Regions from separate parts of the Mus musculus genome. Here region 2 is linked to region 1. A link is a contact called in ENCODE Hi-C or POLR2A ChIA-PET data. All regions are on one chromosome and are shown on one strand. Each heading gives the region's core, a stretch centred on a gene start or an enhancer-like site at or near the end of the contact. The rest is flanking DNA. Distances are from core to core; before and after follow the strand shown. Region 1 holds the start of Qk (quaking). Region 2 holds the start of Prkn (parkin RBR E3 ubiquitin protein ligase).

The links. A loop is a pair of places that touch in the nucleus more often than their neighbours do. ChIA-PET counts read pairs that join two places held with the same protein, here RNA polymerase II (POLR2A).
Region 2: a loop to region 1 is called in a map of left cerebral cortex, with 9 times the contacts of the local background. The contact joins the promoter of Prkn here to the promoter of Qk in region 1. A Hi-C loop is called at or near these places in 2 of 37 maps with a recorded cell type or tissue (both left cerebral cortex). POLR2A ChIA-PET finds 5 or more read pairs at or near these places in 2 of 5 experiments (Patski and embryonic stem cell).

What each region holds. Positions count from the first base shown.
Region 1 is chr17:10,316,139-10,322,899 of GRCm38, forward strand. It overlaps Qk (quaking), which reads right to left and starts at 3,223. Exons shown (of 8, transcript NM_001159517.1): 1 at 2,594-3,223. The coding sequence starts at 2,735. Gm46608 reads right to left here. Exons shown (of 1, transcript XM_017317774.2): 1 at 3,513-6,761. The coding sequence starts at 4,207. The coding sequence ends at 3,581. It overlaps Cahm (colon adenocarcinoma hypermethylated RNA), which reads left to right and starts at 3,781. Exons shown (of 1, transcript NR_037588.1): 1 at 3,781-5,003.
Region 2 is chr17:10,837,113-10,843,873 of GRCm38, forward strand. Prkn (parkin RBR E3 ubiquitin protein ligase) reads left to right here and starts at 3,247. Exons shown (of 12, transcript NM_016694.4): 1 at 3,247-3,377. The coding sequence starts at 3,371. It overlaps Pacrg (PARK2 co-regulated), which reads right to left and starts at 3,079. Exons shown (of 5, transcript NM_027032.2): 1 at 2,649-3,079. The coding sequence starts at 2,756.

The DNA of each region.
Region 1 (6,761 bases), core at 1,973-4,472:
TTTCTCTTCTATCATTCAAGTTTTAACAAGTAGAAAACTAACATATTTCATTCCCAAATTTGTTAAATCAAATGAAAATTCTCAAACAGAAACTATATTAAAAGTTCACTGCTGGAAAAGAATTTTTAAAATAAAACTGCTAAATAGTCCCATTCAAAGTTTCTAATTATCAGAGAGTAGAGTATCTTACTATCACTGAACAGTTTAATCCCTAAAGTGAAACTTAGTTTTATCTGAATTTAAAAGTAATTTTTCTGCCAAGTATTACAGTCAAAGGAAAATGTAATCCCTAACCATAAACAGAAGTCATAATTAATTTGTTTTAGACAATGAGAGGGCACAAGGGGTTAAGGACAAGTTGCCAATTTTCACAATTAAGTCATCTACCAAGAAAATTATGATGGTGCACTTAAAAAGCCAGAATTTTCAAGTCAAATTAAATTTACAGTAAGACTAACAAGTACAGTTAAAAGCTTATAGCACACTAAGGACCAGCCCATTTCCTGCAAGTGATGAAAACAATCACAATCCCCAGTCAATCTCCTGTCTCCTATTAAATCCGAGCTATCTTTACTCTAGCCTAATGCTCAGACACCCAAGAACAAACAGACTAAGGTGAAGATGGAGAAAACATGACAAGGAGACACCAAACATTACTTTGAATATTGTAATCCTGAACTAGCTGTCTTCTACATTTGAAACCCAAAGGGTCACTATTTCTAACCAAGAGAAATAAGCCTGTGCAAAGATTGAAATTCCTCTAGTTGAAAGACTTATGCCAACCTCAAAATAAGGCAGTTATTTCTGATCAAGCTGAAAGAGAACACTTGAACAGCCTTTACAATTAATCTAAGAAACGCCTACTAGTTTTCCTTATAACATATCCAAACTTTTTATAAGTCCACTAAGTCACTTAGGTATACGAAGCATTTTAAGAATGCTTTTTAGTTCATTGTATATGCTGTCTAGTTTGTTGTGTAAGAAATTCCCTCTTGATTGAACTTTTAAAAACTAAATTTTTCCTCATAAATATGCTACTAATATCATAAAAACCAATGCCAAGGAAGAAATATCAATGTATGAGGTGTTTCCGCCCTAATCACATTTGTGAATAGTGACAAATGAAGTCATCTAAAAATTTAAGTTTCAACTGCACCTAATATAGGTCAGATTATTAAGCATACTATTTTGTTCCAAACATTTCCAAGGTTAAAAAAAAATAACTGGCGCCCCTTAGCGCTCACTTTTGGAAATACTCAATTTAAGAGCTCCAGCTTTCTTTTTTTTTTTTTGGACATTCCAGAAAGTTTTCTGCCTCCACAATTTTTCAAATGCCAACACAAATAGGAAAGGCAAAAACCCTTAAAGGGGCAGTTCAAGTTTTTTCTCCAGGGCAATTTAACACTAACAAATATACCAACCCAACAATAAAAAATGCCTCTTTCGATGTGTTGCTGTTGCATGTTCATGTGTAATAGCTGAATGTTTTCTGTTTTAAATACTGCCCAAAGCTCCCCATCCAACGGAAGCTCTGAGGATGACTCTTTAATCATCTTTTAGCTCGGGAGTCTTTTGTTCTTCCCTGACATGCCAGCAGATATCCCCAGCTATCTCTAAAATTTTTCGACATTCTTCTCAAGATCCTAAAATCCATGTTCATCTGTACAACATAGTTTTCCGCTTCCTTTAAACAGTCCACTCAGAGACTTTAAAAGAGAAGACAGAAACTACTCGCTACTCGATTTAAAACAGACTTGTTGGTCCTATCCCACCCCCCAACCCCGCCCCGGGCGTCCACAGAAACCTACAGCTACTGGGAACTAACACTCCAGGTCGCTGCTATGAGTAGTTCCTAAAGGAATTCCAGAGCTGACCAGCATTAATCTCCAGTCAGTCTTCGCTCCCCACAGCGCTCCTAACTCGGCTTGTGCAAACTTCTGCTCTATTTTATCCCCGTCCTTTCAAACTTCCAGCTCCCCGCCCTGCAAACGCAGGCGGCTACGCCGGGAGCGAACCCTCCGCCCCAGTTCTTCCAAACTCGGATTCCGTTCAGGTCTGTCCTCGCGGTATTTCGTACTCCTCCCCCACCACCACCACCACAGACTAAAGAAAAAAAAAAAAGTGAAGTTAAACTCCCAAACAGTTCTCGCTTCCCCAAACAAAAGGACAAAAAGTGTTCTACTCTGTCATTTCGTCCTCGCCTTCGGCCACATAAGCACTACTTTTCTTCGGTACCCTACGTGATTCCTGGACATCTCGGGGTCCGATCGGGTACTGCGGGCCACGCAACTCTACCGAAAAGAGCCCGCTAAGCCGGGGCTCCGCGGGCCAGGCGAGGCGGAGCTCGGGGAATCGCGTGGCCCCGCCGGGCCGGCCGAGATGGCCGGGATGGCGGGGAGCCTAGCCGCCGCGCCGTCGGGAGCCGGCCGCAGCCCCGCAGCCCCGCGCGCTCCCGGGTCCGCCCTCGGGCCTGGCCCGGCCCCGGCCGGGCCGCGAGCCGCCCGCGCCGCCTTTGTGCGCCCGCCCGCCCGCCCGCCTGACCTTCCCGCCGCCCCGCCATCCCGGGCCGCCGCGCCGGGGCCGGGCGCCTCACCTTCGTCCAGCAGCCGCTCGAGGTGGTTGAAGATCCCGCAGAAGTTGGGCAGGCTGCTCATGAGCTTCTTGTCGTTCATCAGCTGCATCAAATAATCTGGGGTGGGCTTCGGCTTCTCCTTCGTTTCCATTTCCCCGACCATATTCCAGGCTCCGCAGCTCACTCCGCCCGCCGCCGCCGCCGCCGGAGGAGAGGAGGGAGGGGCGGGGGCGAGCTCCGGCCGCCGGCCGCTCGGGACGCGGCGTCCCGCTCCGCGCCGGCTCCCGCTCCGGCTCCCGCGCCGAGCCCCGGGGCGGCCGGCTCCGCGCGCCCGCCCGCCCCCCGCAGGCACTTTCGCCCGGCCCGACGCGCCGCGGCCGCCGCTCCTCGGCCGCCCGGCGCGGCTCCCCTCGCGAGGCCGGCGGCAGAGGCGGGTCTCGGGCCGAGCGCGGCGCGGGGCCGCTGCGCCGCGAGGAGCCGGGGGGCCGCTCGTCGGCCGGTCGCGCCGCCTGCGCCGGAGCTCGCGAGTCTGCGGTGCTGTCCGCCGCGGCGCTCCGCGTTACCGCCGCCGCCGCCGCCGCCGCGCTCCGACTGCGCTCCTCCTCTTCCTCCGCGGCTCTCCTCCTCCTCACTCACTTGGCGGCGGAGTTCGCCTCAGTTCAGGCGGCGCCGCCGCCCCTGGCCGCTCGGGCGGGACGGCCGGCGCAGGGCCGGGCCGCGGCGGGGAGGACGCGCGCCGGTGGCCGCCCGCGCGGGGCCGGGGTCGCGGCTGAGGGGGACGCGGGCGGCGGCGCTGGCTCGTCGGCGCGCTGTTGCTGAGGCGGCGGGCGCGGTCGGGTGCGGCGGCTGAGAGGAATCCCGGCGGGACTCTCCGCGACGCGCTGCGCTCGCCGCCGCCCGGGCCTCGCGTCCGCGCGCGTTACTATAGTTTGGGTTTTTTTTTTTTTTCTTAAACCTCTTCGTCCACCTTCCTCGCTACCCCCTCAAAAAAAAAAAAATTTTTTTTTTTTAAACGTCCTGTTGCTTCACTGGGGACTCTCGGGTGGGCGTCACGTGTCCAGACACGTAGCCGAGAGGCTGAGAGCGCGTGCGCGCGTCGAGGACTGTGACCACGCCCCTTCCGAGGGTCGCTCCGCCCCACCTGGCGGAGAGCGCGCCGTGGGGGCGGGGGGTGGGGGGGAAGCGGGCCTGGAGCGCGCCTGCGTGGGGGTGGAGCGGGACGAAGATGGCCTGCGGACGGAGGAGCGGGACCGAACCGTTCTGGCGCGGCGCCCACCTCGCGGGGCGGGAAACCCGGCCGTCGGATCGCTTGGGGTGCGAGGTGGCGGCGGACTGAGTTGGCGTGGGCGCCCACACCGCAAGTGTCTCCGGCGGTAGGGACTCCAGTGAGGTTTCCCCTGGAGCCAGCGCCACGCGTGACGGGCCTCGCGTTGCCGTGGGCTGCGAGGCGGCCCCGGACCGTGGGCGGAGACGGCACACGCGTGCGCACCCACGGGCGTGCGGGCGGGCTCTGTTCCATGCGGCGTGACGCGCGGTTCCGTTAATCCTCACCGCAGGTTCCAGTCCCTGGTGGCGGAGGCGCTGGCTCCTCAGCGGTGCGGCCCCCGCACAAGGGAGCCTGTGTGAGGAGTACATATTCGGGGAAAAAACGAAGTGGCCAACGCCTATTTTTACCTACTTGACAAAAATAAATAAATAAATGACAGGCAGAGGGCCAGGACAGGGGCTTTCTATGGCGTGTAGAGGAAGTTCTGCCGGTTACATTTGTTTCGGAAACAATGTTCCGAATTGCAGCAATGAAGTCCTGCGATTTATAGAAGCTGTCGGTCATTAAATCTGCATCATCCCTGTTTTGTTGCAAGTTCTCTATAACATGCTCCATTAAAATGTAGACAAGATTGTCAAATTAACCATTTTGAGAGTTGGCCCTGGCTATAATTTTCTGGGAATCATCTCACTGTATTTTAAATGTGTACGTAAGCAGGCTAGTTGGATTGCTTTTTTTGTTGTTGTTGTTTTAAACTTTGATTTACGCGATTTCTAAAGAGCATTTTCGAAGTTTGTGTGGTACCAACGGTATTTAAAGCAATTTTACTCTTTTCCTGGCCAGTAGCTTCTGATTATTTTATTTAAAGACTACAGTTTGGGTTGGTTTGGGTTTTGGTTTTCTAGTTGTCCATTAAACTACGTTTTTTAGAGCAAATGATGAACAAAGTTAACATGTAATTGAAATAATTTTAATTTTCCAACAATGGCTATAGTAGTTCTTAGTACTATAGATAATCCCTTAATTATCTCTAAACAATAAATTAGTGAAAGCATGGAATAATTTGATCAAAAAGCTGTTACTACATTTTCTAAATCTTTCTTCAGAATCTAGAAAAAAACGAGGTTTCTTTCTTGTATATTATTAAAAAATATTTTGTCACTGAATTATTATACATTGTCTGTGTTTGTGCAAGAGAAGTCCCCTTTGTAAGTTGGTCACACTTATAGGCCCTTTGGTAACTGCTCTCCCTCTATAGCTCAATCAGAGCAGTCCTGTACCTTAGGCAATCCTGGCAGCCCCAAGTTTTACATAAGAGGAAACCCCTGAAGAGGAAGAGGGAAACTGAATAATTTTATCCAGCACTATAGCCAATGAGCCCTATCTGCTGTTCAAATCCATGTATATTTTATACCAGAGTGCCCCCATCCCCATTTTACTGACCCTATCCAGTAAATCCTTTGAATTCATTACAGTGTTACATAATTTTTGACCCATATGTCCAACCACTTTTATAATGTAGTTGAATGAAAATAATAGGCAATATTCATTCACCATGGCTCAATCCCTGGTGGACCCATCACTTGGAAATAGTAGCCATTTAGTGCATTTTCTCTTCCCCTGCTTAGTTTTGCCTGATTTCTCAGGTTAAGAAAAAAAATATCCAGAGTTTCCCAAGACCTATTAGGCCCCAAGAGATGTTGCTGCCCAAGCTCACTAGATGGACTCCTCATGTGTCTTGACCTCTACACATGCTTGGCATCTGTAGGGCTCTGGGCTTGGTGTACCCTTGTAAAGTTTTCCCTAGTTGCCCAAAAGCCCCACTCCAGCTCCCATATGCCACCTCTATTTTTTGTTAAATGTTTAGTTGTTTCTGTCACATTTCTCACATGCCATGTCAGATCTGTGCGTCAGTTTGTTTGCCATCAGAGACTCTCACGCTTTGAGAGTTCCTAACCCCAACAACAGCACATGTGTAGGCTCTCATGACTTTGGTGTTCAAAGAGGAGTGTCATTAGCTAGTTGCATACTTGAGGTTAAAATTCTTACCTGATTTAGTTCCTTCAGTGCTTCCCCCGACACGTGGGGAGGTGTGAGTAGCCATATTTGAACTGAGATGGTTGGTTGCCTAGGAACAGCTTAGTGGCTAGTGGAGGCAGTCCAGGACTGTACAGCAAGTGAACACATGGCCTTTGGGGCCACTGACCTTGCCCAGGCACTCATCCATAGGCTCCCATCTTTGTCTGTCTCCCACTCTTCTGCACATTGTGCACATGTATTGATCACACAACATGATGAATGCAATGTAGACTACAAAGTTTATTGAGATATGTACCTTCAAGCTTACAATCTCAGCAATTATTATAGATCCTTCAGTCCTGTTATTGCAAACATTCTAATACAGTTTTCAAAATGTGCAGGATAAATGTACATGAAGATAGGTATACACAGGTATATGAAGATCCTTGTAATAGCTCTTTCAGTGAAAACTCGTCTATTAACAATAAAATTGGCTCTTCATTTTTATACTAATTAGCTAGGAGTGGAAATGTGCTTTCTGTTCAATTTCATTGGCTCTACTAGCTTGTTGCATCTCTCCACATTTAGAGTAAAAACTTAACAATATTCCAAGCAGGTCTGTCTTTATTGCCATGGAGTTTTTTATAAGAACTAAAAACTGCACATTCAATGTATGATGGTTCTTTGTTCCAATATTCTTTGAAAGAAATAATCTAAATTATAAAAATTTCTATGAGGGGGATGGGAGGAGTCTAGGTATGTTTGTATAATTAACTCCACAAAACGTTCGAGTATCCTCCTAAACTATAAAGTGGTTTATCATATAGATACTGTTCAGAGCATTGAAAATGATGTAGGGATTGTGGTCATGTTCAAATGTGAAACTTCAGCATTTGAAGATTA
Region 2 (6,761 bases), core at 1,997-4,496, 520 kb after region 1:
ATGCATGAAATTATCTAAGAATTGTGGCTGGCTCTGTGGAATGTGGTTTTTTGTTTTGTTTTCATAGCTCCCAAATATTCACATTGTGTAAACAGAGAAACTTTGTCCTGGAAAGTTTGGTCTAGCTGTACTGATGATTGACAGGTAGAGAACAGCTTGGGAGACCTTACATTCCTGAGGTGTGGGGGTGATGAGGGCCCCCATCCAAATCCACCATCTTCACTACTTGCACCGCACTGAAGGAGTGTTTGCCGTCCTAGCCACCGATGCTTAACCATTTGCATCCTGAATCTTTTACTTGTCTTTATGCTTTTCTTCACCATAATGCACCAGCTTCAGCTCAGGACCTCTAATGATCCCCATTGTCCCATCACCCTGCTATCACAGTAATAAAAGATTGCAAGTTTGAGCTAGTCACAGAGCTATCAGTTACAGCCCATCTCAGCCTCTCTTTCAACTAATTATGCCTTCAAACCTAAGCTTAGACATGGACTAAAGCAGCAGCGTGAGAGGAGTTTCTGGGGCTCAGCGAAGTAAGCAACGTCCTCATCACTGTGCCGTTTTGGCAGGTAATGTCTATCTTGGAGATTGTGTCTTTTTGAAACTCTACAGCTTTCTTAGCCTGTTTTCTGAAGGGCCTGGAATCAGGGCCTACAAGTGAGATCTCCACAGCCTTGGATCCATATTCTAACTTGCTGTGTGTGTGTGTGTGTGTGTGTGTGTGTGTGTGTGTGTGTGTGTGTGTGTCTGTGTGTGTGTCTGTGTGTGTGTGTCTGTGTGTGTGTCTGTGTGTGTGTGTCTTTGAGTCAGGGCCTTCATATGGAGGGTAGTTTCCTTTGTTCTTGTGTAGCCCAGGATATCTTCAAGGAGGCTCTACCTTCTGAGCATGAAGTTGTGGCATGCTTCACAATGCCTGACCTATCTTGCTTTTTGATGAGGTTTGTATAAGCCATAAAGGTTTTTTGCTGACAGAGGGAATGAATACTCATTAACTGGTTTTTGGTCATGGACTTTTTCATCATACTCTAAGAAGGTAAACAATCTGCAAATCTCAAATTATACAACTCCTTTCAACTTTTAATGGAAAACACTGTATCAATATGAGTTTAAATATTCTCTGATTGACGACTTTTGTGGTTGCTCACTTTTACTGAGACCAAACCAAAAGTTCATGCTGATGTAACAACCACTCATTGCTTAGGACTACTTGTCCCTGGATTTTTAAGAAATTAGTTCACAAATAATAAATGTTTACATTTATCATCATTTCATAAACAATTTCCATACTTCCTAGGATAGATTCCATGTGTTTTTCTTGGAAGGACATTGAAAAGACATTGCCCACTGAAATGGAGTCTTACAGAGGGAAGGGAAGGTGGCTGAAACTCCTGAGAAGTAGTTTGGAGTTGGCTTTTGGGACACTTGGTTGCAATTTAAAAGATGAATGTTGGTATATACGCTCTGAAGAGAAGTAGACTTTCAGAGGGAGAGAGATACTTTATAATGTGACAAAAAGTACATCCGAGAACTCACAGGTGGTGAACTGTTAAGGACTGAATAGAGATGCACCTTTTCTGTTTCCTGTAACTCTGCAGTTTGCTTTTACACTCTATAACTACTATAGATCAACCAATATACAATAGCAACATAGGAATCCAAGCTGGAAGTCTACAGGTAATCTACTTCATTTGTGTCCTCTAAGTGGTATGTATAAGATTTGCAATATATAAGTAGAAATATAGTGGGACAACGAAGAACACTATTAAGCTAATATATTGAATTGCTGTATAATAAGATCCTCTCAGGGTGTAAATTGTACAAAATTGAAAACTACATTTAGTATTAAATCTCTCACACTCCTAAACAGGTGCCCACTCAGTAGACAAACATGGTTTAGCATACCAAATCATATGGTATTTAATAAACAAGAAGATTGAAAAGCAGTATTAGGCATATAGCTAAACCGTTTGTGTGCCTTTGAATATTTTCCCCTATTCGTGTTAAGAATATTTTATTTGTATTATCACAACTCATAAAAATGAAATAGGGCTTGTATTATTAGAGACACTTGAAATAGAGCTTATATTGTTTAAAATGTATTTAAAAGGCCTATCAGGAACCAGTCTTCACATAAGTAATTTTTGAATACTTTAACAGGTTAATACCTTTTTTTTTGTCAGAATGTTGCTGAGTAAATGCTAAGGCATTCTAAAATGTCCCAGATGAGATAAATTAGTATATATTACTGATGAGTTTATGTGTCTCATACTGGTTCGTGTTAAATTTTGAAAGCCTATGACTTCTAAGAGCATTCACTCCAGAAGGTCTTGTACTGAGTGGACTAAGTTTACAATAAAGATAAGGATTTTTTTCCCCCTTACCAGTGAAACAGCTTAAGTGTAATTTGGGGTAGTGGAGAAAGCACACTTGCTCAAGAAGGTGCTTATACGCTAACTCAGTACATCGCCTGCCCCAAAGGTTCTTTAACCACCTAGCCTACATCTCTGCACACTGTCGGGCAGAGTCTGCTACTGACCGAGTCATTGCCAGTTCTGGTAAACAGTACCAGGACCCAGGGCTTGTCATCCTCTACAACCACATGTCCCCTGATTCGGAGCAAGTGCGTTCAATCGAGGAAGATCACTTACGACTGAGTTTTTCATCATGGCTTTGACTGTGAAGCCCTCAGAAACCAGGGAACGAGGCTGGTGCACCTGGAACGTCTGTTGTGGCAGCAGTTTAGTCCTCTTCGGCATCTTGTCTGGGCATTTGTTTAAGGTCAGGGTCTCTTTTTCTACCACATTCTTCCTAGAAAACGTCTTGTTCTTATCAGAGGTGTGGAAGAAAAACCAGTGGCTTTTACAGAAGTGAGCAGGGGGTCGGGAAAACACTCTAAAAGGCTCTAGTGGTAGAAATTCAACCCCTCGTGCTGCCCAGGGAGATCCAGATGTTTGGCAGCACCAAGGTGGAGGGAGTTTAGGGGAGGAGAGGGGCGGGAAGAGGGCTGGGATCCGAGGCTAGAGTCTCTAAGAGCTTCCAAAGGTGTAAGCCTCCCGGTTGCTAAGCGATTAGTCAACATTAGGAGACGCTAGTCCCGCCCCTCCGTGACGAGCGTTTCCGGAAAAGGTTACCAGCGAAGACAGTTGCAGCTGCCGGAGGCGAATCTTACGGGTTAAAACTACGCCTCCCAGCAGGCTTCGCGCTAGGGGCGGGTGGTTGCGCGTGCGCACTGCGCCCGCCTGGCTCGCGAGGGGAAGGGGGAGGAGGCCTGGATGACTAAACCTGACAGAAACGCTGGTGGGAGGCTCGGGCGGGCGCCAGTGCCCGCGTAGGTCCTTCTCGACCCGCAGCCACCACCCGCCCGGTGACCATGATAGGTACGTGGGTGCCTGCCAGGTACAATCTCTCCGCGCCGCCCCGCGTCCGTGTGTGGCACCACGTCACACCCCACGGGTCCGAGTGGGATCCTCGGGGGCCGACCCGAGCCACCTGTCAGTGTCACGGCGGAGGCGTGCGTGCCGCGCTCCGTCCGCTCTGTGGGCTTCCTCGGCCCGCCCCCCCCCCCCCCCCCGCCCATAGCCTGGTCCGGTGTGTGCTAGAGCATTAGGTATGAGTTTCCAACCTGCCTTAGCCAAGGTTAGCTCGCTGAAGACTGTATCCCCACGGACACCCGCGTGCTCCACTGCGACCCCCGACGGCGGGGCTCGCCCTGCCGCTCCACGGGGTGACCAGCCCAGGTCTGTTTCGGTCAAGCTGTCCTTCACTTCAGGGCGAGTTCACACACCCTAGGACTTAAAGAAAATCTCAGGAAAGCATCTGCCTCGTGGAGATCGCACCTCAGTTCTGTCTTTTTAAATGTGTCCTCGGAGATCTGAGACGAAAGACTAGCCGAGTAGATAACTGCAAAGATGGCTTTTTCCCCCACTACAGTTTGTGACTGGGTGCAGTTTGACCAGTGCAGCTTTGGAAGTGGCCACTAGGGTTGTTCTAAGCAGTGTGAAGTAGGCAGATTGGAAAGGACCTCCCTGACAGAGATGTTATATGTGAAGCCACGTTTTGGGTTCTCCTCCGGGATAAGTAGAAATAAATGCATAATTTAGCGCACATTCCCGTTTGGAGGTTTCGTTACTGTAGACTCGCCGCCCCCATCCAAGTGATGTTCTGAAGATGTAGTGAACTTGTTTGTGATATATGCCTGACAGGTATCGCACTAAGCACATCTGAAGTCGGTCTATTTGAGATGTGTCTAGAAGATGGATGAGAGGTGCATTTATGAAGTAAATGCGTTACACGGTGAAAGTAGCCGAGTCTGTTTTAACTCATAAAAGTAATGTTACAAGTGTGCAGCCCTCCTCTCTTCCTCTTGAGAGTCATGCTAGGCAGCTAAGATGCTCCTGGAAGCAGAGGTGCACGCTCATGGTGTCTAGCTGCTTCTTCCCTCCATAGGGCAGTGTGTATTTTGGATGAATGAATTGGAAACTTGTTAAATTAAGAAAAAAAGTATACATTTTTATGAATGGCACTAAGCTTTTAAGTGACATTTACTTAAGAGTCGTTTGTAAACCCAAATCTGAACTGATTAGTGCGAACCAAGTGGGACAGATTAGGAAAAAAAATACAGATTTTACAAGAGAGAAATACCTCATATTTTGAAAACAATTACACACGTTTAGTTTCTTTCAACTTAAACTAGTTCATGGATGATTTTGATAAGCAAATGTCCCCTAAGGCTATATAAATATAGGAAATTAAGACCTAAAACTTAAAACTATTTTTAAAGTCTCATAAATTATTATATTAATAACTTTAGGATGGAACACAATTTAGCCAGCTTTATTTAGATTTACCTGGAGCCCTCTTAATAAGAACTGTGCCATTTGAATGTTACAATTAAATTAATTAGTAATAAAAACCAGGGAAATAGAAGACAGATTTAAAACTCTTCTTTCTTTGGCTACTCTTTTTACAGGGTGAATAAGTGTGCGTTTTAACACAAATGATTGTATCCTTGTCCCCTGCCCCATGAAAAGGAACTTCCATTCAAAAACAAAAACCCTACACAAACAATGTTACATTGTTTTGTTTAACTAGTTGTATTGCCTAATATTATTGGTGGCCGCATTTTCATGAAGTTCTGAATTGCCAGGTTGGAGGCTTGGGTGTGGTGACAGCACCTAAAGCAGGTGAGAGGGAACCCAATCCGGAGGAAGCTTTGGGAGGAATAGTTCTGCATTTTTATGACTAATCCTTGAACAGGAAACAAGGGCCGACAGGAACTGCACAGAGATCTGCTACAGAGCAAAGGACACACAAATAGCTCCAGGGACTGAGCAGTGTCTTCCTCTGCATAGCACTACTGAGAGCTGAGGCCTTCTGTACTTGAGCTCTCTCCCCCTGCAGTACTCTCCTAGTGAAGGAAATACTGCACTCTGTCAGTGAAGTCCTTGCTCTGAGAAGAATCCTCTGGATTGGCTTCCTGGCCAAATAAGAGGAAAGGAGACTAATACTTTATTGCCCATAAAATAATTTTCCTTTTGTTGTTTCAAAGTAGAGGGTTTCCTTCTTGTCATGGAGATGGCTTCAAAAGTACTTACATCTCCCATTTGGATTATGATTGACATGCTAAATGCCTTGACCTAGAGAGAGTTAAACCATAATTTTATTGAAGTTAATGAAAAGTCTGCCTTTGTGAGGCATGGAGAAGGGATTCATAATAAGAAAATTTAACTGAGAAAAACATAATTTTGAGCACCTATTTTAAAACTTTTTTTAAATTTAAAAAAAATGAGCACTTCTTTGTGTTTAAAATTGATTTTTAGTAGTGACAATTGAGAATTGTTCTAAATGTACTATACATTTAGGCATTTGATAATATCAGCTATTAAAGCACACGAGTACCCATACAATTGAAAAAGAAAGTTCTTAAATTAAAACCCCATGTTACAGAAGATATTTAAAATAGAACTGTAGCTCAGTGAAGTATTCTAAGGTGCAGAAGACCTTGGGCTCCATTCAAAAGTATTGTTTTTTTTTAATTGATTAAAATATTATTTCCTATATCTTGTTTAAAATCACTTCGAGAATTTAACTGTTTGCATATTTAAAAAATCACATTAATTCCTGCCTATTCTTCAATTTTATCAGATTTATTGGTTAGGAAAGTACCCTGCCTTTTAAATACATTTTCAGTAGTCATAGCATAGGCGTGCTGGTGACTTGGAGTCCTGGCCTCTCTCTCAGTGTTAGCATACATTTATTATCACTTGCCAGAAAGTGTCTTCTTTCTAAATTGTCTTCTCTATTGATAAAGGGTAGAGTATTTTAATTTGAAAGGAGTTTTAGGATGAGTCATTCATTTTATACTGATTGAGTTTTACAAAAGCAAATCCCAGGGCTGAGCATACATTATGTGTCTGGTGCTATCAAGAGGTGCCAAGGATACAAGGATGGAATAAGCAGAAAAAAATGCTTGGTCATTGTAACTATTTCATCAATACTGACTCTTGGCCCAAAGTCGAGCTTTGTTTTAAACTGGTGTGCAGGGAATTTTAAGTCTTGGACTGTGTAGGTGTAGTTGAATGTACTCTGTACTGCTACTTGTGCTTCAATGACTTTAGGTGAAAGCAACTCTACGTCTTGATACTGTCTGCTCTGAGGTGCCCTTGTGTCACAAAATGGGTTCTCCAAAACATTTGTATAGAAGAATTTATATAATTTTATTCAGGTCTCTTTTGGGTCCAAAGCCTCTGAAAAAACTTTAT